Linked DNA regions of Mus musculus: all the other regions are linked to region 1. The links are chromatin loops, found by intact Hi-C in ENCODE. Cell type or tissue: left cerebral cortex. All regions are shown on one strand. Region 1 overlaps Gm36411 (a long non-coding RNA gene). Region 2 holds the start of Gfpt2 (glutamine fructose-6-phosphate transaminase 2). Region 3 overlaps Rasgef1c (RasGEF domain family, member 1C). Region 4 overlaps Gfpt2 (glutamine fructose-6-phosphate transaminase 2).

The links. Peaks named below come from ENCODE experiments on the same cell type or tissue, not always from the same donor. Only the 100,000 strongest peaks of a DNase experiment are listed, where the experiment ranks them.
Region 2: it touches region 1 in a loop (2.2-fold over the local background); 4 of 42 quality-filtered maps call a loop at or near these places.
Region 3: a loop joins it to region 1, with 2.4 times the contacts of the local background. A loop is called at or near these places in 9 of 42 quality-filtered maps.
Region 4: a loop joins it to region 1, with 3 times the contacts of the local background. A loop is called at or near these places in 8 of 42 quality-filtered maps.

The regions. Positions count from the first base shown.
Region 1 is chr11:49,725,017-49,730,016 of GRCm38, forward strand. It overlaps Gm36411 (a long non-coding RNA gene), which reads left to right. Exons shown (of 4, transcript XR_879826.3): 4 at 1-2,634. Among named protein-coding and RNA genes, the nearest start is that of Gm36411, 14 kb to the left of the region's middle. In left cerebral cortex, a CTCF peak has its summit at 3,039 (motif pointing right); DNase peaks (open chromatin) are centred at 3,058 and 3,914.
Region 2 is chr11:49,792,601-49,797,600 of GRCm38, forward strand. It overlaps Gfpt2 (glutamine fructose-6-phosphate transaminase 2), which reads left to right and starts at 1,555. Exons shown (of 19, transcript NM_013529.3): 1 at 1,555-1,643. The coding sequence starts at 1,637. Gm36507 (a long non-coding RNA gene) reads right to left here. Exons shown (of 4, transcript XR_003949545.1): 4 at 1,638-2,782. In left cerebral cortex, CTCF peaks have their summits at 1,900 and 2,101; DNase peaks (open chromatin) are centred at 1,527, 2,121 and 2,444; H3K4me3 peaks cover 1,434 bases; H3K27ac peaks cover 472 bases.
Region 3 is chr11:49,953,446-49,958,445 of GRCm38, forward strand. Rasgef1c (RasGEF domain family, member 1C) reads left to right here. Exons shown (of 14, transcript NM_029004.1): 2 at 3,589-3,771; 3 at 3,918-4,040. The coding sequence starts at 3,595. Among named protein-coding and RNA genes, the nearest start is that of Rasgef1c, 54 kb to the left of the region's middle. In left cerebral cortex, a CTCF peak has its summit at 2,612 (motif pointing left); a DNase peak (open chromatin) is centred at 2,573; H3K27ac peaks cover 263 bases.
Region 4 is chr11:49,816,502-49,821,501 of GRCm38, forward strand. Gfpt2 (glutamine fructose-6-phosphate transaminase 2) reads left to right here. Exons shown (of 19, transcript NM_013529.3): 8 at 2,079-2,158; 9 at 2,636-2,753. All of the region lies in intron 3 of Gm36507 (a long non-coding RNA gene), which reads right to left. Among named protein-coding and RNA genes, the nearest start is that of Gfpt2, 25 kb to the left of the region's middle. In left cerebral cortex, a CTCF peak has its summit at 2,682; DNase peaks (open chromatin) are centred at 2,512, 3,355 and 3,875; H3K27ac peaks cover 2,100 bases.

The DNA.
Region 1 (5,000 bases):
ATTCTTTATTTTTATTGGAATTTTAAAGCAGCCCTTATTGAGGTCACATTTGGTTTGTGTTTATTTCATTTTTATGAAATTTTCCTCCTACTCTCTTGGTAACTATGCCTTCCTCGTTTTCTTTCTACAAGTGAAAGAAAAAGTCATCTCTCTTGTTTTCAATTGTCTTCATTTTATAAAACTTCTCGAGACTATTTTTTTCCCTTGATGTTTTGTTTTTTGTTTTGGAGTACTCAAGAACTTTGAACATCCAATATTCTAATTGGCATTACTTCCAGAGAATTACTGTTTCACTTTTTTTTTATTTTAAAGAAAGTAGTTATTTATGCCAGGCATGGTAGTGCCTACCTTTTGTCCCAGCCCTGTCCCAGGCAGAGATAAGTGGATCTCTGCAAGTTAAAGGCCAGCCTGATCTACAGAGTGAGTTCCAGGACAGCCAGGGCTACACAGGAGAAATCCTGTCTCCAACAAAGAAGGAGATGGAGTGGGGAGGAAGGGGATGGCGAGGGGAGGGGAGGGGAGAAGGTTGGGAGGAGGGGAGGAAGAAGAGTGAGGAGGAAGAGGAGAAGGAGGAAAGACGAAGAAAAATACAAAAACAGACAGACAGAAGTTATTTGTGAGTTTTGAACTTCTGACTGGTGTTAGAATTATCATAAGTTCCAAGAGGGTAAGGATGAAACAGGGTGAGGCGAAGCTTTGTATTAATTTCTTAGTTACTGCCTCATGGTAAGGAGATAATATACTCCTACGTTTTTAAATTCCCTTAGATGTCCCTATGGCTGAGTAAAGTGATTTTGGTAAATGCTTCATGCATATTTGAAGAGATGATCATCTCAAGGGATTCACTGTGTTATACAGACAATAAAGCAAAGAACTTTCATTGAAGCTTTGAGACAAGGACTTGTATGTAATGGTTGTGTCCTGCTCTTCCACTCTCTGGGCTCTGGAAAGTCTTTCTTGTAGGGGGCTACCCTGCACATCATGGAATGCTTAGCATCCTTGGCCTCTAACCTACTAGATGACAGTAACATCTCTGCCAGTTCTTTCATCCAGAAATAAACAGCCCTCTGGGTACAGAATTATCCCAACTTGGGAACCAGCGCTGCTCTAAGGTTTTATATCTATGAATTGAAATTTAATCCACATCATAAATATATATCATACATTGTGATTTTGCAAATAACAGTCTATAAACAGAACAAATATTCATAAATAGAAGTCCAAGGAAGTTAAATGTCATCTAAGTATCCTTTGTAGTTATGAATAGAACCAAAAACAAACAAAAAATCAAACCCAGGGAGCTGGGGGAGTGGGTAAGAAGACTTGTTGTGCAAGCATGGGGACCTGAGTTCAAATCCCAAGAGTACACATAAATAACCTAGCATGACTGCAGACATAGGTCTGTAAGGCCGGAGCTGAAGGAGGGAGAGTCAGGAAGATTGCTCAGGCCTGCTCCCTGCCAGCCTGGCTCCAGGTTCAGTGTGAGAGACCCTGTCTTGGGGGATATGGCAGAGTGTGATAGAACGGACACTCGGTATCCTCTTCTGGTCTCCACATGTATCCACAGCACACACATGCATCATACACACACATAAACACACAGAGGAAAAAACCAGAATCAACTTACATGCAGTTCTGTACATAGTGTAACATGAATACAAAGAAATATGGAGCAGATTAACTGCTTAACGTATTTGCGATGAGTCTCAGAACCAACAGGAGAGAGAAATTAAGGCGCAGACATCTTTTAGCTAAACAAAGCACTCAGCGTCACTTCTCATCTCCCCATGGATTCTAATTAGCTTTCCTTGACATTTATTCTCCCACTTCCGGAACTGTCCCCGTGACTGTGAAGGTCATAGCTTTGAGTCTCCTTTTCTTGGCTTGCCTTTTTCAGGAAGCTGGTTTCCCTCGAGTGTTAATGGCTGGCTCTCTTCCTCCTGTTCTTATTTACGTGGAAGAAAGGAGCAGGATGTTGGGGTAGGACTTTTTGACTGACGATGTCATCACGACACAGACAGGGATTACAGACACCCTTCTCCCAAGCTGGCACTGCTGGTCATTGCCAGGAAGCTGGGAAGGATGCCAGAATACACCCGGGGTTGGAGGTCTCGAGCACCTCCAAGGATACTGCCATAGCCCTATTTGCCCACTCCCCATTACTGTGGGATACTTTACCTGCTGGCATCCCCTCCCCCTTATGTCAGGGGACCCTAGGACCTTTATACCTGGGCTTTCATTTCTGTAAGGTTTTGAGGAAACAGCAGAAAGCCAATGCACACAGCTAAGTCAGTTGATACTTGAGAGTTCGTTTCTAACCTCCAGATATTTCTCTTCTTTCTTGCCCATGCTTGTTAAATGTACATGTGTGCAAAAGTCATCCCTCCATAGAGATTCTGGACAGGTTACATGCCACCCCTCAAGATACCCAACCCCAAGAATGCTCCAAACTTTTAATAAAATGACATCTAACTTCACATATGTGTATACATTTACTCATGCCTATGACACCATAGATTTTAAGTTATCTCTAGACTGTTTACAATACCCAATACATTGTCGTTGCTGTGTAACTGATTGCTGTAGTGTGTTATTTAGAGAATAATGACAATAAAAATAAGGCTTGGAGCACTATTCAGAGTCCATCTCTGGTCCCAGTCACTCCCTGTCCTGATGGCATCTCCCAATCTCCATCTATAGTGAGTACACTAATTTTTTGCTTAGGAAGGCAAAAATCCACATGCATATGAGTGGTCCTAACAGCCTCACCACCAGTTCACAAAGGCTGCCTGCATGGTCTTATTGATCAGCCAGATTTCTAAGCCATTGGCACAGACAACAGAGCTGGGATTCAGTTCTCCTCAGCATCTCAGATGTGGGAATTTTTTAGAGATGTCATCTGCGCTGTTTGAGTCTTGCCTTCCCCATTAATAAGATGAAGGTGAGAATCTCTTCTGCAGAAGTGTTAGGAATATTTGAAGAGATAACGCTGGGTCCAAGAAGGGGAACTCGCCCTTTAGGAAGGTGTTGTAACTTCCCTGAGTGCCACCAGGTGGAGCTATTAGCATCTTTGACTAAGCACCACAAGGCAGCTGCTGCTTCTGCTTCTTATCTGTCTTGTTTTAAAATGATGACTCCCCTCAGGAAGACAGAATCTGAGTCTTTGGTGTCAAAGCCATGCACACTTTAAAGATTATCAAATGATAACTGAGTGTTTTCAGGGCCCAGCCTGACACTTTGATACATGGTTTCAATGGGGAATGATTAAAGCAAGATAATTATGAAATCTATCACCTCACATGCTTATGATCTTTTTAAAACTGGAAACATTTAAAAGCTGCTCCTTTAGCAATTTTGAAATTTGTAATGCATTATTATTTATCCTTGTCATGATTTTATGCAACAGAGTATGCATATTTTATCAAGTGTTGCTACTCCATGCTATAACAAACTTCTCTTTGTGCATTGATTGTCTCAGTGACAGAACACTAACATGCTATGTCTATGCCTGTACCTCCTACCAGATGCCTGCATTTGCATCTGCCTGGTTCCTCTGCAACACTGCCACTGGGTGTCCTTAGGCTTCCAGAGTTCTAAAGGCCTACATGTAACTCAAATAGTTACACACACACACACACACACACACACACACCTGGGCTCTTCAAACTTCTGCAGAGACCACTGCAAGTACCAGCACATTCTGAACATGTGTTGAAAGTAGTGAGCATGAGGTTGTTGAGGGCGGGGGCCTCAGGAAAAGGGACTGAGGCGATGGGAGACACTTGGAGTTCAAGATAGGCAATGTTTCATATTGGTGTACTTGGTGATATAAAAACTCTTGGGTTTGTGTGCTCTGTCTGTGTTCTTCCATGAAGTTACCAGAGCCTGTGGCAAGTCACCCACTGTTACCTCCCACTCACCATCCCGAATGGAAAGGAGCTCATGCCTTCTCTCTGCTGCCCTATCCATCTGCTGCTGAGGTTCTATCAGTGGACCACATGCTGTATCCGGCATGTTCAACCTGCTTGTGAATAAGGCCACTTCAAAACATCAAAAGGTTAGACATACCTACTTCTGGTCCCCTCGGCTAGAGCCTTAGGCACTCCCCTTTCTTGTCTCCCAAGTACGGTGGATGCTGCTCCCCGAACACATCCACTTCTCCTCATCATCACTCAACTGAAGCGATGTCCCGGGACCAATTCTTGATTCCTTCAACTCGAAGGAGTCAGAAGTCAGAGGGATGATCTCCCAGGGCAGCTATGCTATGACACGCTTTCATGTCTAGCGGTGGCTTCCTTTTGCTTTGAGGACACAACTCAAACTTGTCACCAGCCCCTCAGCACATGAGATGTGGGGCAGCCTCTCCTGTTCCTTCCTGGGCCACTTGCCATGCCCCAGACACCAGCCTAGACACCAGCCTCCTAGCTTTCCTCCTCTGTCCCAGCCATGCCAGCCCTCTTCAGCTCCAGACATTCCTAAGTGCATTGGAGCACACTTGCTCTGTACCCAAGGCAGGGCTTGCCTATTCTAAGAAATATTGAGGTCTACATTAAGGATAAGGCCAACCCTAGATTTAAAATATTCAAAAATTTTGTCTGTACCCAACATACACAGAATATTTTCTTGTCCCTGTTTCATAAACAATACAATATAATACAATACAATACAATATAATACAATACAATATAATACAATACAATAATTGTTTATGGGGTCAGAAAGATGGCACAGCAGGTAAAGGTGCTTGTTGCCAGAACTAATGACCAGAGTTCAATCCCTGGGACCCACATGATAGGAGAGAACTGACTTCCACAGGTTGTCCTCTGACCTCTGTACATATGCCACAATGCATGTATAATCACTCATATATATATATATACACTCTCATATACAAATAAATGAAATGTAATTTTTAAAACATAAAACATGATATTGTGTTAGATATAAGTCACATAGAGATCATATAAGGGATATGAGGTCATGCATACATTATATGTAAA
Region 2 (5,000 bases), 68 kb after region 1:
AGGCCTGTTTCTTGTCCCCTTCTGTGGAGTTCTGCCCAGCCCAGGGCCTTCTCTACAGAGATGTCAGATGTCCAATTTCCTATGTGACCACCAGCTTAGTGTCTGCCCCACCCATTGTTTTGTAAGAGCCAGGAGGCTGGATCTGTCTTCATTCATTAAGTTCCTATCACCAGGAGAGATGTGAAGTGCAGATTTGGGAATGAATGATGAATGGGTAAATGAATGAATGAGTGTCACCTTGCGTCGCTGAGGTGAAGGAGCAGTGCTGCTCCTGAGTCAGCTTTAGGCATCAGATGATTCAGCCCAACCTTCTCAGTCAGTACCATCGAATTTCAAACTCCTCAGTGGGCACAACACCTCCATTCCCAGGGAGCTGCAAAGCTACGGAAAAAAAAAAAAACAAAACAAAAAAAAAACGCCAAACACAAGACTTACGCTAGTTTTTCTCTTTAAAAACTATAATTGGGGAATACCATTGATTTAGATTTCAACAATTTATTTATTTATTTAAGTTAAACCATGCACACACAGATGGCTTCAAAGTGAGCAAATATTGGGCCAGGTCTTTTCTCAGGAGATGAGGGGGCTGGAGAACAGAGAGGAGAGGAGGAGACAGCCGGGAACTAGGGCGGGGGAAAGCCAGCCTCGTGACTCATCCGTCGCAGGGTCGAACCAAGGCTCCAGGTCACTGTGGGGCGGTGGAGCCCCTGGCTTGGATGCAGGCTCACGGCTTGCCAGACGGGTCTGCCAGCGCATCTCCATTATGGGGCGGTTTCCGGGGCGGCCCAGCTTTCCTTTAGACCTGGGGGATGCCTACCCCCTGCACCTCTCAGGTCCGGGCTCTGGCACATCTTGGTCAATATCTTATATCTTAATAAGGAGCTTCAATTTTCTCCCTTTTTCAGCCAAGCCCAGTTTGCTCCTGGCAGGCTTGGAAGAAGTTCACAAGCCTAGTGTGTGCTACTTTTTCTTGCTCTGAAAGAAGTTTGGAATAGTGAGTGGGGCATGTTGCAAGAATAGGAGTCCACTCTGTGTGTGTGTGTGTGTGTGTGTGTGTGTGTGTGTGTGTGTGTGAGAGAGAGAGAGAGAGAGAGACAGAGAGAGAGACAGAGAGACAGAGAGAGAGACAGAGAGACAGAGAGAGAAAGGCAGAGAGGGAGACAGAGACAGAGAGAGACAGATTGGTTGTACTCTGTGTCTACACAGTCTGTCTGGCCTTAACCTCAGGAGGATCTGAGAGGTACATTTTATTATTATCACATTTTACAAATGAAGAAACTGAGGCACGGAGCGATCTGTCCCCCTTGCTAAAGTTTCACGTCTAATATGACTGACTCAAAATTCCAACTCAAGGTGTTTACCACCGATTGGGCTTCCTCCCTCCCCTTACAGTAGAGACTGGAGCTTGGGAGCCGCCCCTCACCCCTTACCCTGAGTCTTGGGGGCCCCCCGCTGTTGTCACGACAACCAGAAACCAATAAGGAGCAAGCAGGCGGCAGGAGGCTCCGCCCCAGCCCCACCCCTCTCGGAGGGCTACTGGCTGGCTATAAGGGCAGGAGACCGAGCGGCGGGAGCCTGAGCCAGGGAGCGCGAGGCGCAGCGAGTCGTCTGAGCGTCTGGAGCGATCGGAGCCACCATGTGCGGTGAGTGCACAGCGGCCTTCTCCCTCAGAGCCTAGGCCAGAGAGCCAGGCACAGGGGACCTGCTAGGGGCGGCGATTGTGGGGCTTTCATTAGCCAGGCCTTCCTTCCCCGCGCGCGGACCCAGAGTGACGTCTCGGGGACATGGGGGCGTGGGGAGGAGGACGACTAAACTCCGTGTAAGAGGAACCAAGCCAGGACCTCACAGAGCAGGGGCAACGAGGCAGGTCCCAGAAAAGGAGCCCCGCAACACAGAGGTGTCTCCACCAGGAGGGTGCTTCCTTCACTTGGCCCACAAAGGCCGCCACGAGCAACCTCATCATTCCGGGCTCGGAGTGGTGGTCCAGAGTCCCAGTTTGCCGCGCCCACCGAGGACAGGAGACCTCACCTGTGCGGTGTCAGCAGCCCGCCCCGGGGCGTCCCAAACAGCTCCTGGTGCGCTCAGAAAGGTTTGCCCATCTTGCTTGCGACTCAAAAAGAATCTCCTGTCCCTAGAAGGGTGGGAACTGTGGAAAAGCTTTGCTGGAACGAGCTCTTGGCGACAGGATAGATAGTGACTTCCCCGGAGCCTTGGCCCAAAGCTAGGAGCGGGAGCCCTGGACCGGATAGCTGCGCAGCCCGGAGCGACGCCGAGGTGTCCAGCCGGGTTTTGAGAGCAGAAGGGAGGCGGCCGCCCTGGGCGCACATCTGCAATTCCTTACCCTCCTGGCTGGCTGGGCCGCCTCCGCTGGCTGGCTGGCCGGGGAAAGCCGGGAACTTCTGGGACAAAAGGTCACTGTGCGCTTTTTTTTTTCCTGCCTTGAGTAGGATTCAGTTACCCACTCCAGCCCCCTGCGGCTGGAGAACCTGGTGGAACTTTTGAAGCCATGAAAGGCGCCTCTCTGACTTTGCTGAAGGCTTGTGGGGTGGGGTGTGCCAGTGGGTGAGTCCAAAGCCAAGGTCTGTACAGGCCTTGTTTCATGAGCCAGGAGACCAGGAGAAAGGAACCACAGAGCAAGGATTAGGCAGGAACCATGGGGACGCAGCCTCATCCAGAGAGAGCCGGGGTCAGTTTAAAATCCTGGATCCTCAGACAGAATCTTAGGACTCCTGGGCATCCTTTGGCAACGTGTGTGAAAGGTTGCTTCAGGCGTTTCTGGACACTGAAATGAAACAAATGTATAAGTTTTGTCAGATTCAACCCGCCCCCCGCCCGCCCCCCCCCCCCGTTTGAGTTCTTGTAGATCTTTAGCCACCGGTGGCTTTAGAACCAGACTTTAGCAAGAGACCTGAAACTACTTGAGCTCCAGGGCTTTCCTTGCTGAGCCTCTCAGATGGCCCTGCATCTCCACCATCAACCACCTCAGCTTCCCACCCTGTTTCCTCCTGGCGTCTGCCTTTCTTCTGTGTCTTTCCAAGCTCTGGAGAACTGTCTCCTCCAACCCTTTGGAAGAGATGGGGTTTGGGTTATAACCAACCCGTCTCCTTTCTAGACTTTGGTATTGATTTGTGACTGAGTATGAGAAGTGCTTTGAGGTCACCAAAGAATGTCTAGGATGCAGTAGAAGTCTTGGCCCAGCTGTGCGCCTATTCAGAACCAGAATCAAAGGAGCCAGATGAGCTAGGCGAGGTTAACTCCTCAAACTTCAGGGTTTTTTTTTTTTTTGAAGCCGTCCTTGCTGATGTCTGACCCAGCCAGCTGCCTGGAATTGAGCATACTGGTCTGGGTGCTCTTGGACTTCGTGTTCTGCACTGGATACTGGCTTTCCTTTTATGGTCGTTTTCACTTGCAATTTAGTGACTTTTACAGAAAAAAAAATGATAATGATCGTGTTTTTGGCACAAGGGTACAACAAATATTGAATCAGTTTCACTCTACATTTGGGGGAAACTGAGCCCCAGGGAGGCCTGTCTGAATAGGAACCTTAAGGTCATTTCAATGTCCTGGGCCATGTCTGCTGCTTTCATTCAAAGCAGCCTCAGGTTTCAGGGATCAAGACCAAAGGCCTTATGGGATGGTAAGCTGATGAGATATGACATCCAATGATGTCTCCATCCACAGAAAGCTGGGGCCCAACAGGAACCAACCCTCAAAGAGAACAGATGTGCTTTAGTGTACCAAGAGTTAAGCTGACCCTTAAATGTTGTCTTAGCTTCCTTTCCTGTTGCTGAGAGAAAACATCCTGGCAGAAGCAACTTAAGAGAGAAAGGACTTGTCCCAAGTTACAGTCCATCATTGTGTGGGAATCCAGGTTGCAGGAATGTGAGGGACCCAGGTAGATTAAGTCCAGGCGAGAGCAGAGAACAGGAGTGAACGCATGCAGCACTTAGCAATCCGCCTTCCCTAGCGACCTGCCTTCTTCCATTCAACCTAGCACACAACCCACAAAATGGCCCCATCTATATTTAAGGTGAGCCTTTCTATCTAAACTAATACAAGTCAAAATATCTACTACAAGCATGCCCACAGGCCAACTTAAATCCACCTTCATTGAGACTCGCTTCCCAGGTGATTCTAGAAAGAGCCACTATTAAGCCAACCCTCGTAGGTACCCACGTGCAGTTTTATTGACATCAGAGTTCCCTGCATTCTGTTGACTTCCTGCCAATAGGAAGGTTACTGTGTTCTTTCTCCCTGCCCCCTTTGTGGTCTTCCTTTCCTTCCTGCTTTTATTCTTCATGAAATCGCAAATGATTGCCTGTGGAGAGGTTCTATGTTTTCTATGCTCTGAGGTTCTAAAGGGCATGTGGCTGTGCCACTCATTACTTCTAAGAAGGGACAGGTGAAGAAAATGGCCATTCTGTAAGCCAGTCACTCTCCAGCAACAAGATCATCTCAGCTGGCAAATGCTGCTACACAAAAGATACCTCAGACATAGGCTACACCCTGGCAGTACCAGGCTGAACCAGGCAGACAGACAGCTTTTTGTTCAACGCATAGGGTTTAAATATTTTTTTTAGTTATCAGATTTCAAAATTAGGAGAGTTCATATACATTTTTCTTTAATCTTAAAAAGGATTCAAAGATGAGCAACCTTGAGTCCGTATTTCTGAGGAGCATTCTGGTGGTCTTTTAGGTGATGGACACTGGCTCTTTCTTGGATGTCTCACTCATTGAAACATCACAGAGCTACCTGTTGACTCCCAGAAGTTTGGGACCGCATAGAGAGACTGAGAGCTAATGGGCAAGAGGAATGAGAGAGGCCTGCGGTAGGGCCTCCAGGTTTAAGTGTGAGCTCTGCAGAGAGAGGAGCTCACAGGCCTGCCTGGCTAGGGGCACAGCATCACGCCATTCTTGTGGTCACATGACCCCCTCCTCTTCCATGGCCAGGCTCCCCTTCTTTAAAGGACACTTGTGATGGTTCTTTGGATTCTTGGATT
Region 3 (5,000 bases), 230 kb after region 1:
GAGGAATTAATTATCTTGATTAGGTTAGCCTCCAGCCATGCCCGTGAGGTTACTTTGACTGGGTTAAGGTGGGGACGATTACCCCAGAAGGAATCAGCACAGGGCGTACCTAAGCTCGGGTTCTGGGTTGCATAAAAAAGGAGAGCCTTTATTACTCTGCTTTGTCACTATGGGTGCAATGTGACTGGATGCCTCTAGCTCCAGCCACCATGACTTCTCTGCCCATGACCAAATGAACCCTTTCTCCCATAAGCTGTGTTTCTCAGGGTATTTAATCACAGCGATGATCCAAGTAACGTATACCTGGTCTCACTCTAGTTAGGGTCTTGATGCTCCTCCAGAAGCCCGTGCATCAAAACTTGGTGAAAAGTGGTGAACCTTTAAGAGGCAGAACGTAGTGAGAGCTTTTCGGATCACTGAGGCCATGCCCTCGAAGAGGACTATGGTGGCTGAGTTCTTGCCCTTCATCTCTTTCACTTACCAGCTAAGGCCAGTGAGGTGGTGTTTCTTTTGCTTTGCTTTGCTTTGCTTTGCTTTGCTTTGCTTTGTTTTGTTTTTTCCTACTAAGTGCCCTATCATGGTGCCGCCTCCACTGGCCCGAAGCAATGAGACCAGCCGGTCACTGACCAAAAAGAAGCTTGAGAACAGTAAGCCGAAATAAACTGTTTATCTTGATGCATTGACTATCTTAGGAATTTGTTACAGCACTAGTGAAGCCTGCTGACGCATGCCACCAAAAAGGCCAAGAGAGAAATTCAGACAGTTCGAGGGAGGGAAGGAGGGAGGAAGGGAGGGGAGGAGAGAAAGAGAGCAGGAGGGAGAGTGCAGGGACCCCTGGAGACCAAAAGAGAGCATGGAATTCCTTCCAGCCGGAGTTACAGGAGAAGCACACGCTCTGTCTCTCTCTATCTCCCCAGGCCAGCTTTTGTCTTTTTTCTAACTGGCCTCTGCCCCTAACTCAGCGTCCTCAGTACTTCTCCATGCTGAAAGACATAGCGGGATTGTCTCCTCCTTTTAAGTAGAATACGATTTCTTCACACATATCTAGTCTTGTTTATGTAGTCATCCACTGACGGACATTTAGGCTGCTTCGCCGCCGACTTTAAGAAATTACTCCTAGACACACAAACAGTGAATAAGATGGTCTTAAAAGTTAAATTAACAAAATATTTTAGGCAAAAGATGAAACAAACCCTGGCCTGCTTCTGAGATGTAGTGCTAATGACAAGCACCCAGAACGGGGCAGCGTGGGGGCTACGCTGTTTTATGTGTAATAAAGAAACGGGAAAATAAATGCTCATACTGCATTTGTGTGAAGAAGCTATTGGGTGACAGATAAGAGACTGATCCAACAGTCATTCATACTTACAGGAAAGGACATGGGTGCCTGGCCTGGGGCCTCCGTGTGCTTCCTGGAAAGATGTGTGTCTCCACACATGAACGCTTGCTTGATGTGCTCATCTGTGCTCACCCTCATCCACCACTTTGTCACTTAGGACCTGAGGCACCTGGCCCCAGACATCCAAGCACACTCTTTCACAATCACCCCACCTTCCCCTTGTTGGTCCCATGACAGGCTTGCTTTTCCACAGTCTCATTCCTTCCCTCAGTCCTCAAGTCAGTGACCTCCCCATGCTCCTACTTGGCAGCCCGTCCCCTCTCAGGTCACCTCTGTAGGACATCCCTTCAGCTCATAGCATAAGCTTAGGGATCTAGCCACCCACCCCTAAGGACCCGGCATCAAGTGCCTAGGGCTGAGCCAAGCCTAGGGATGTTCTGAGAGGTTCCTTGATTGACTTGTGAATTGTCCCTCTGTGATTCTCCCACCACCTGGCAGACCACTGTCCTTCCCCACAGAGGGTTTCAGTGTCACCTCCACGCTGTCACTGGCCAATCTGGGAGAAAATTGGACTGGAATCCAGGATGGGCTGCATAGTGAAGAGGTGGGAGGCATTACACAGGAGAGGGGAACTTTGGAAAGCACATATTTTGGCATGTGAAGTTAGAACCAGGTGCTGAGCCCCAGGCATGAGACAGAGCTAGCACCTGCTGTCTCCAGAGATGGCCACCCTCTCCACTGAAAGCCTTCAGGATCCCCCTCCACACCCCCCCATCTTCATCTGCACCGGCTTCCCCACACAGATGAGCAAGAGGTGGTCTGTGAAATTTGTGTTTTCAGAACTGAAAATTGAGTGTTGGAGATTGCTAGGGAGGTAAAATTAAGCTGTGACTGTCACCAAGGTCAGGGCTGTCCAGGTTGCCATCCACACGGACTGACTAAGCACTCGCTAATTCTGTAACCCCATCCCAGCACCTCCCACACCACAGACTGTGGACAGCCCTCTGGAGAAGTCCCCCTCATCTCTGAGTGGGCTCCGGCCTCCTGTCTTTCTGTCTCTAGGTAAGGGTCACTGGAGGACAGAAAAGGCAGGCAAAGCCAGAGTCTTTCAGGGGGTGAGCCCATAAGATTCTGTGTTTGAGAAAATGGGGTGACCTGACTGTCTAGGCTGGAATTCGTTCAACATCCACAGACCTACAGGCATGTGTGGAAGAAATGGCATGAAGCACGGGCTCTCTGTTAAAATGCGCATACGCCCTCTGCTGGCCAGGCCATGGAAGAGCTCAGCATTGGTCTAGAGAAGGCCTACATAGGGAGAACACTGAAATGCCCACAGAGGGTCCTTAGCTACACCACCAACTGACAGAAGCCCCAAGGCCTACAATAGGGCTCACAGTGGCTCATCACCCACTGATGCCCACTAGGGGTCAGATGTGAATTTGGAGCTACTCTGTAGGCTAATGCACGAGGACCATAATAAGTTAAAGGCCTGCCTAGACTACAGAGAACATACAAAGCCAACTTGGGTAACTTAGCAAGACCCTGCTTCAAAATGAAATAGCAAAGCGAGCTGGGATGTTGGCTCAGCCATAGAGGCCACAGGTATTGTGCACAGGCAGTCAACCCCTCCAAAAGGAGTATGCCTGCTTTCCTAGCTCCTCACAATGCTGAGATGAACCAACAATGTCGAGTTTACATTCTCCAGTCTAGTCAATGGGACCTCAGGGGAACAATAGCTTCCAAGTGTCAAGGAAGCTCTGGGATTGTTCCTGAACCCCTAATCTGGATCAGGTTCAATCCTGAGTTTTTTGTGGCCAGTAGCTGGGGCAAGATGGTGGCTATTAAGGACTTGGACAAACAACTTTTCCTGCCCTTGGTAGCTCACCTCTAGAGTGCAGGCAGCGAGCGGAAAACTCTGAAGCAGGGGGATTACTGTGAGTTGCAGGCCAGCCTGAATTATAAAGATAGAGAGAAGTGGAGGGGTAACCAACTATTAAGGGTGTGTTTTCCGGGGAGAGATGGTTCCGGAGAAACAGTAAAGAAGAGATTATTCCTGGGAGAAGAACTGGGGAGGCTATAAGAAAATGGAGAATGGGTGTTGGGCTGTGAAGTGGGGGACACTGGCAGCCTCTCACGATGTGATCACTGAACAAAAGTGTGGACAGTCAGAGGCATAGTTCTCCAGCCTAGAACCCAGAGAATCAGTGGGCTCCCACTTAGTTACCCCCAACTGTTTCTTGCCATTGCAGGCAGGCATGCCCCGGACACTGACTGCCTCCGACATGGTCACCCCAGGCAGCCTCAGCCCGCCTCCCACAGAATCCACAGAAGGAGAGCAGGCCGGGCAGCCCCTCCTGGACGGAGCTCCATCCTCAGCCTCTTTGGACACCCTGATCCAACACCTCGTGCCCACAGCCGATTACTATCCCGAGGTGGGTGAGCCGCCGCCTGGCATGGGGAAGGGGCAGGAGAGCACGGCACAGGTGACAGGGCTGGGAATGGCCTCCTGCCTGGGAGTCGGGTCAGGCTGATGACACATCCTCTGTGCGCTGATGAGTTTGTGTGGTATCCTCACCAGAAAGCCTACATCTTCACCTTCCTGCTGAGCTCTCGTCTCTTCATCGAGCCCCGAGAGCTCCTGGCTCGGGTGTGTCACCTGTGCATAGAGCAGCAACAGCTGGACAAGCCGGTGCTGGACAAGGTGAGGACCTGGGCAGGGCGCGGCTCTGACCTCACAGCGTCAGCTTTTGAGGGAGGCAGTGGTTACTCCATCCTCTGGAAAAGGCACCTATTAAGCTTCTAACTTAACTGAGGCCCAGAACCTGCAAGAATAGGCCACCCTTACCCCTGTGCCTTTTTCCAAAGTCCTGTGAGATCTATTAAAGCTAGACCTGAGTCTCCAGAACCTACTCTTTAGGGCCCTTACCACCGGTAGCCTGGGATAGCCCCATGCCTCTGCACAATTTCTTTTCAGTTGCATTCCTTTTCTGTATGAGGATGGCTTCTCTATGCTATGCCTCCGCAGACCCTTTCTCCTCGCCCTGCCTGATCCTGTAACTTACAATTTTCTATGCCTGCGTCAGTCAGGCTTTCGGGTACAGAAACCCAGCTTCAACTGGCCCAAGCGAAAGGCCATGGCTGACTCACGAGCCCGCCCAGCAGTAGGTACTTCTCTTTGAGGAGCCCAAATGACCCAACAGGACATGGGTTTTCCTACTCTGACGCTCCCCGCCTGGTTTTATCTGGGACCACAGGCCCCCCCTTGTGCCAGCTGATTCTCCTGCACAGTGGTAGGTGGCCTCCTTGTCAGGGTGACCATCTAACTTCTCAGTTACGCGGGAAGACCTTTCAAGGTAAAAGGTTGGGATTTCATTGATCAAGCTTAGGTCACATGCTCGTCCGCGTGCAGTCACGTGATGCCTTAGAATCCCGAGATCTGATTGGCCAGGATTCGTATAGTTCCATCCCTGAGTCAATCAGCAGGGCTTGTCTCTCTGGGGAGAGAGGAGGAGCCCCATGCGAAAACTAAGATACCCTGACCCTAGGAAAGGGAGAGGCCAGGGATGCTGTCGGTGGTAGAAATGAGATGGACCTGGTCTCAAAATGTATGTCTGTCTCACCTCCATCCTGTGTGTGAGCAGAGCCAAGGCGACTCCCCTCC
Region 4 (5,000 bases), 91 kb after region 1:
GTGTGCAGTTGTCTTCTCTTATGTGTGTGAGTGTTTTGCTTGCACGTATGTATGTGTACCATGTGTGTGCCTGCTATTCACAGAGGTCAGAAGAGGGAATTAGATCTCCTAGAACTGGAGTTATGGTTAGTCATAGGGGTTCTGGGAACTAAACTCAGGTCCTATGCATGATCAGTAAGTGCTGTCAACCACAGAGCCATCATCCCAGCCCCATCACCTTCATTTTTGAGACAAGTTGTCATTGAATCTGGAGCTCCCCCATTCAGCTAGGCTGTAGGCTGGTTGGCCAATGAATTCCGAGGAGCCACCTGTCTTGTCTTCTGGTCTTCCTGCCTTTTCTCCCCCACCCACACACCCCTGCTGGGGTCACAGACATACGCACTACCTGTTGTGTATAGCTTTTAAGATTGGTTTTGGGGAGTCCAGTCTCAGGTCTTCAAAGCACTTGGACAGTTGAGCCATCTCCCTAGCTCTCATTTGGAGGTGGTAAGACCGTACCGTGCATGGACAGAGGGCAGTGAGAAACTACTGTCCTGGAATGTTGCATGCCTGGCTTCTAAGATACAGAGATCTAAATAGTGTGGATAATAAAAGTGATCTGCTTGTTGTTTGATGTAAGTGCTATATAATCTATAAGATAAAGCAAACAAAAAAATTGCATTTTGAAAGTAAGATGTCATTAAAGCCATGACATAATACCTCCAATATGATTACCAAAAGCAATAGTAACCAGGGAAGTGCTTTGCTGAAGATTCTATCCCAAGGTACTCAGAGCCCAGTGCTGGTGAAAGAGGAGCACAAAGGAAGGAGGCTTTTGTCACTACTGTCATCCCCTGAAGACAGTTCTTCGTAAAATCACTGTTCCCTTCATGACGAAACCCACTTTTGTACAGGTCAAAGATTCTAAGTTTCCCTTAGTGGAGTACCACTCAGTCCAAAGTTAGACCCTGCCTTTTGTAGCCCACAAAATAGAGTGTATTCTTTCCTTGGTATCTCTGGAGTTCTCAAACTAGACCCTGTCCAAGATACTGAGATCCTTGGACACTTGAGTTTCTTGTGTAAAATAGCATAGAGTGGTATTTGAGCATGACTTATATATTCCATCATATCTAGATTGCTTTTGATACCTAATACAATGGAAATATCTTGTAAATAGTTGTCATATGTATTCCTTAGGGAATGACAGGCAGAACTCTGTACAAATTGAGTACAAATGCAATTTCTTACATGTGTGTGGGTGTGTGGTGCATATGTGTGCATGTGTGTGTATGTGTTATTACTAGGCATTGAACCTCACATCTTGCACACACAAGGCAAACACTGTGTAACTGAGCTAGATCCTAAGCCCTGTTTTATTTTGCTTTACCTATTTTTGTTGAGACATGATCTTGCTGAGTTGTTCAGGCTGACCCTGAACTTATTCTGTAGCCCAAATAGGAACATGCAATCCTTCTTTCTCAGCCTCCCCAGGTTATAGGCCTGAGGGTTATAGGCCTGTGCCACCAACCTTGGCTCTTAGGAGTGTTTTCTATCTGCATTTTCAATTGCTGGTTGAATCTGTAAATGTCAACTGCATACACAAAACTCAGCTAGTCTGTTTCATGGAAGCAAAAGCTGAGCTCTGCAAAAGGAGGCACAAGACAGGGTTCCTCAGGCAAATTTAGGGTAGCAAACACTCCTGATGTGGGAGTTGACACACAGTAGGTGAAAGCTATGGTATTGAAACCTAGAGTGCTTCCCCTGATGGTAAATACCCAGCCTCTGAGACCTACCCATGTGGGTTCGCTGCTTGTGGGGATTTAGAGAACCAGGAGCCCAGAGTCTTATAATAGTGGGGAAAAGCATGCTACCAGGCTAATCAGTTAGATAGTTGGATGGCAACAGGTAAGTGAGCTGACATCTGCATGCCAGCCTATTGGTCCCTGCTCCAAAACCAGAGGATGTGGTCTCAAGGTCAAGGTGTCCCTTCTGTGTGACCTAAACTTTCCCTGCTTTAGGGAAAAGACTGGATTTGGAGGGTACATCTGGCCTGGGGTCTCAAAGGTGAGGGATCTCTTGATATCTTCTTCTTCTTACAGGAGAGGCAGCCCCTTGCTCATCGGGGTACGAAGCAAATACAAACTCTCCACAGAGCAGATCCCCGTCTTATATCCGACATGTGAGTTTCCTGAGGACATCACCAGTCGGCTACAGGGTAGCTGTCCCCTTGCAGCAGACTCTGCTTGGAGGCAGACATACCACCACCACCCACAACACTCTTATCTTGAACCCAGCTGCCTCGTGGCTCCAGGTTTCAATGTCCATGCCATAGAGACTTAGCTCCATCTTTTTAAAAAGCCTCTCATCGTGAATATTCTGAGACCTGCACAGAAATAGAGAGCAGCTGGCGAGCATGGCATCCATGCCCTGATTTGAGTTCCTTTGGTTTGTTTTCATTTGCATTGCTTGCCCACTGTAGACATTTAAATGCTCTCTCAGCTCAGCTGAGCTATTTGGGAAGCTTTTGCGTGATTTGGCTGGCACAGCCGTAGCTAAAAATTGCAGATTGCTCCCACACAATATTCAGAAGAAGAAAGCGGGTTCCTTGCCACGTGTTATGCAAATAGGGCAGCCTACCCGTTCTTTTGTTTACTAGGCAATATCGAGAATGTGAAGAATATCTGCAAGACTAGGATGAAGAGACTGGACAGCTCCACCTGCCTGCACGCTGTGGGCGATAAAGCTGTGGAATTCTTCTTTGCTTCTGATGCAAGGTAGCTAAACATTTCCATTGTTTTCCTGGAATTAAAGAATAACTGTCTGAACCCTGTGTGTGTGTGTGTGTGTGTGTGTGTGTGTGTGCGTGTGTGCGCGTGCGCACACTTAGAGCATGAATGTAGAACACAGGACAATTTGCAGACATTGCTTCTCTTCTTCTACTGCGTGGGGCCTAGGGACTGACTAAACTTAGGTTGTCAGGCTTGGTGGCAAGCACCACCAAGCCATCTCACCCGCCTAAGTACATACATTTTAGAGACCTGCAGGCATAGGAAGAGAATAATTCAGGTAGGGGAAGAGAGGGGAACAGAGAAGGGGGAGTGAGCGAAAACTAGAACACTATTGTTGGAAACAGATTTGATAACCTGTGAGTGGTGTCTGGGCATTAGAACTTGCTGAAGTTTTTATTTCAAAGAAATGCTGGAAACCACTGAGCTCTTAGCTAGTGACACATGAAAGATGTTTCTGAAATTAGAAAAGGCATGAGAGCCTGAAGGAAGATGGAATGGTGTTCGAAGGCCATATAATTATACACTTTGAAAGCCAGCTGACACGCTGTGAGAACTAGTGCTGGCAGCTTTCCGGAGAATAAAGACATGGGAATCTTTTGCCCATGCAGCAGTCATTGACCCGACCCACCGTCAGCTGCTGAGGCAGGGACCCCGCCTACCTTATTCCTTCTAGAAGCTTCTCAAATGACTAAGCACTGCAGAGCCTTAGCTAACATTTGGTGAACAAGACAAAAAACAAGACTATTCACTACAGTGTCGGCAACCACATTTTAAGAAAAATCTCTCAGAATAAATTCAGTACAAATAAACCCAAATCAGAAAACTATACATGATTATAACAAGATGCAAGAATAGATTTGAAGAGAGATTCCATATTCTTTGGTAGAAAAACTTAACATTGCTGAAAAAAAATGGAATAAAGTGATTTCATTTTGAGACAGTCTCCTCATTCTGTAGCTCAAACTGGTCTCAAACTCATGGCAATCCTCCTGCCTCACCCCCTCAAATGATAACAGATATGAATTACCATGCCAGCTTTAGAATTTGATTTCAAATTAGCAGTAAAGAATTGTTTTTAAGGGAGGTGAGAGATGGCTCAGTGGTTAAGAGTATTGACTGCTCTTTCAGAGCTCTTGAGTTCAATTCTCAGCAACCACATGGTGGCTCACGACCATCTGTGATGGGATCCAAGAGTAAATGCCCTCTTCTGGCATATCCAAAGAGAGTGGCAGTATGCTCACATACATAAAATAGATAAATCCAAGAAGAAGAGAAGGAGGAGAAAGGGGAGAAGGAAGAAGAGGAAGAGGCGGAGAGGAGTTCCAGCACAGGCAGGCAGTTCTATGAGTTCAAGGCCAGCCTAGTCTGCAGAGCAAGTTCCAGGACAGTCAGGCTAACCTGTCTCTAAAAACAGAACGACAAAACAAAATCTTGATTCTCCCCCAATTAATCTATGTATATAATGCTGTGGTTGAAATCCTTCTGTTTTTATAGATTTTTTTTTGGAACTTAAAATAATGGTTCTAAGGCTGGGCTGATGGTTCAATTGCTGAAGTGTTTGCTTTGCAAGTGTAAGGACCAGAGTTTGACCTCCTAGAACTCCCATAAGAAAGGTGACCTTGGTGGCATGCTCCTAGTGCTGGAGAGACTGAGACAGACACATCCCCTAGGCTCACTACCTAACCAAACTGGCTTACTTGCAGACTCTCACATCAATTTGAGACCCTGTCTCAAAAACAAACCAAACTAAAACCAACAACAAAGCAAAAAAGCCAAGGTGGGGGCTCAGGGAGAGTGAGCCAGCCCTTTCCTGGAAGAACCTGTACTCAATGTAAATAAAGCCAGGTGTGGCTGTTTGGGTACCTGTAACCCCAGCAGTGGGAGGGTGGGGGCAGGAGGATCCTTGGGGCTTGCTGGCTACCAGCCTAGCTCCGGGTTCTGTGAGAGCCCACTCTCAAGGGGATAAGGTTCAGACCGATAGAGCAGGACACCCAGACTTTATATGTGCTCAGGAATGTGCACTTGAACACACAAATGCACATACAACTTACACACATATACAAAAGGTAGGTGGCACCTGAACTGTGGTTACCCAAGGCTGTCCTCTGGTTTCCATTCTCTCTCTCTCTCTCTCTCTCTCTCTCTCTCTCTCTCTCTCTCTCTCGTTTAGCTTATGGTTCTGGAGATGGGGAAGCCCAAGGGCATACCACTGGCATCTGGTGAAGGTGTCAC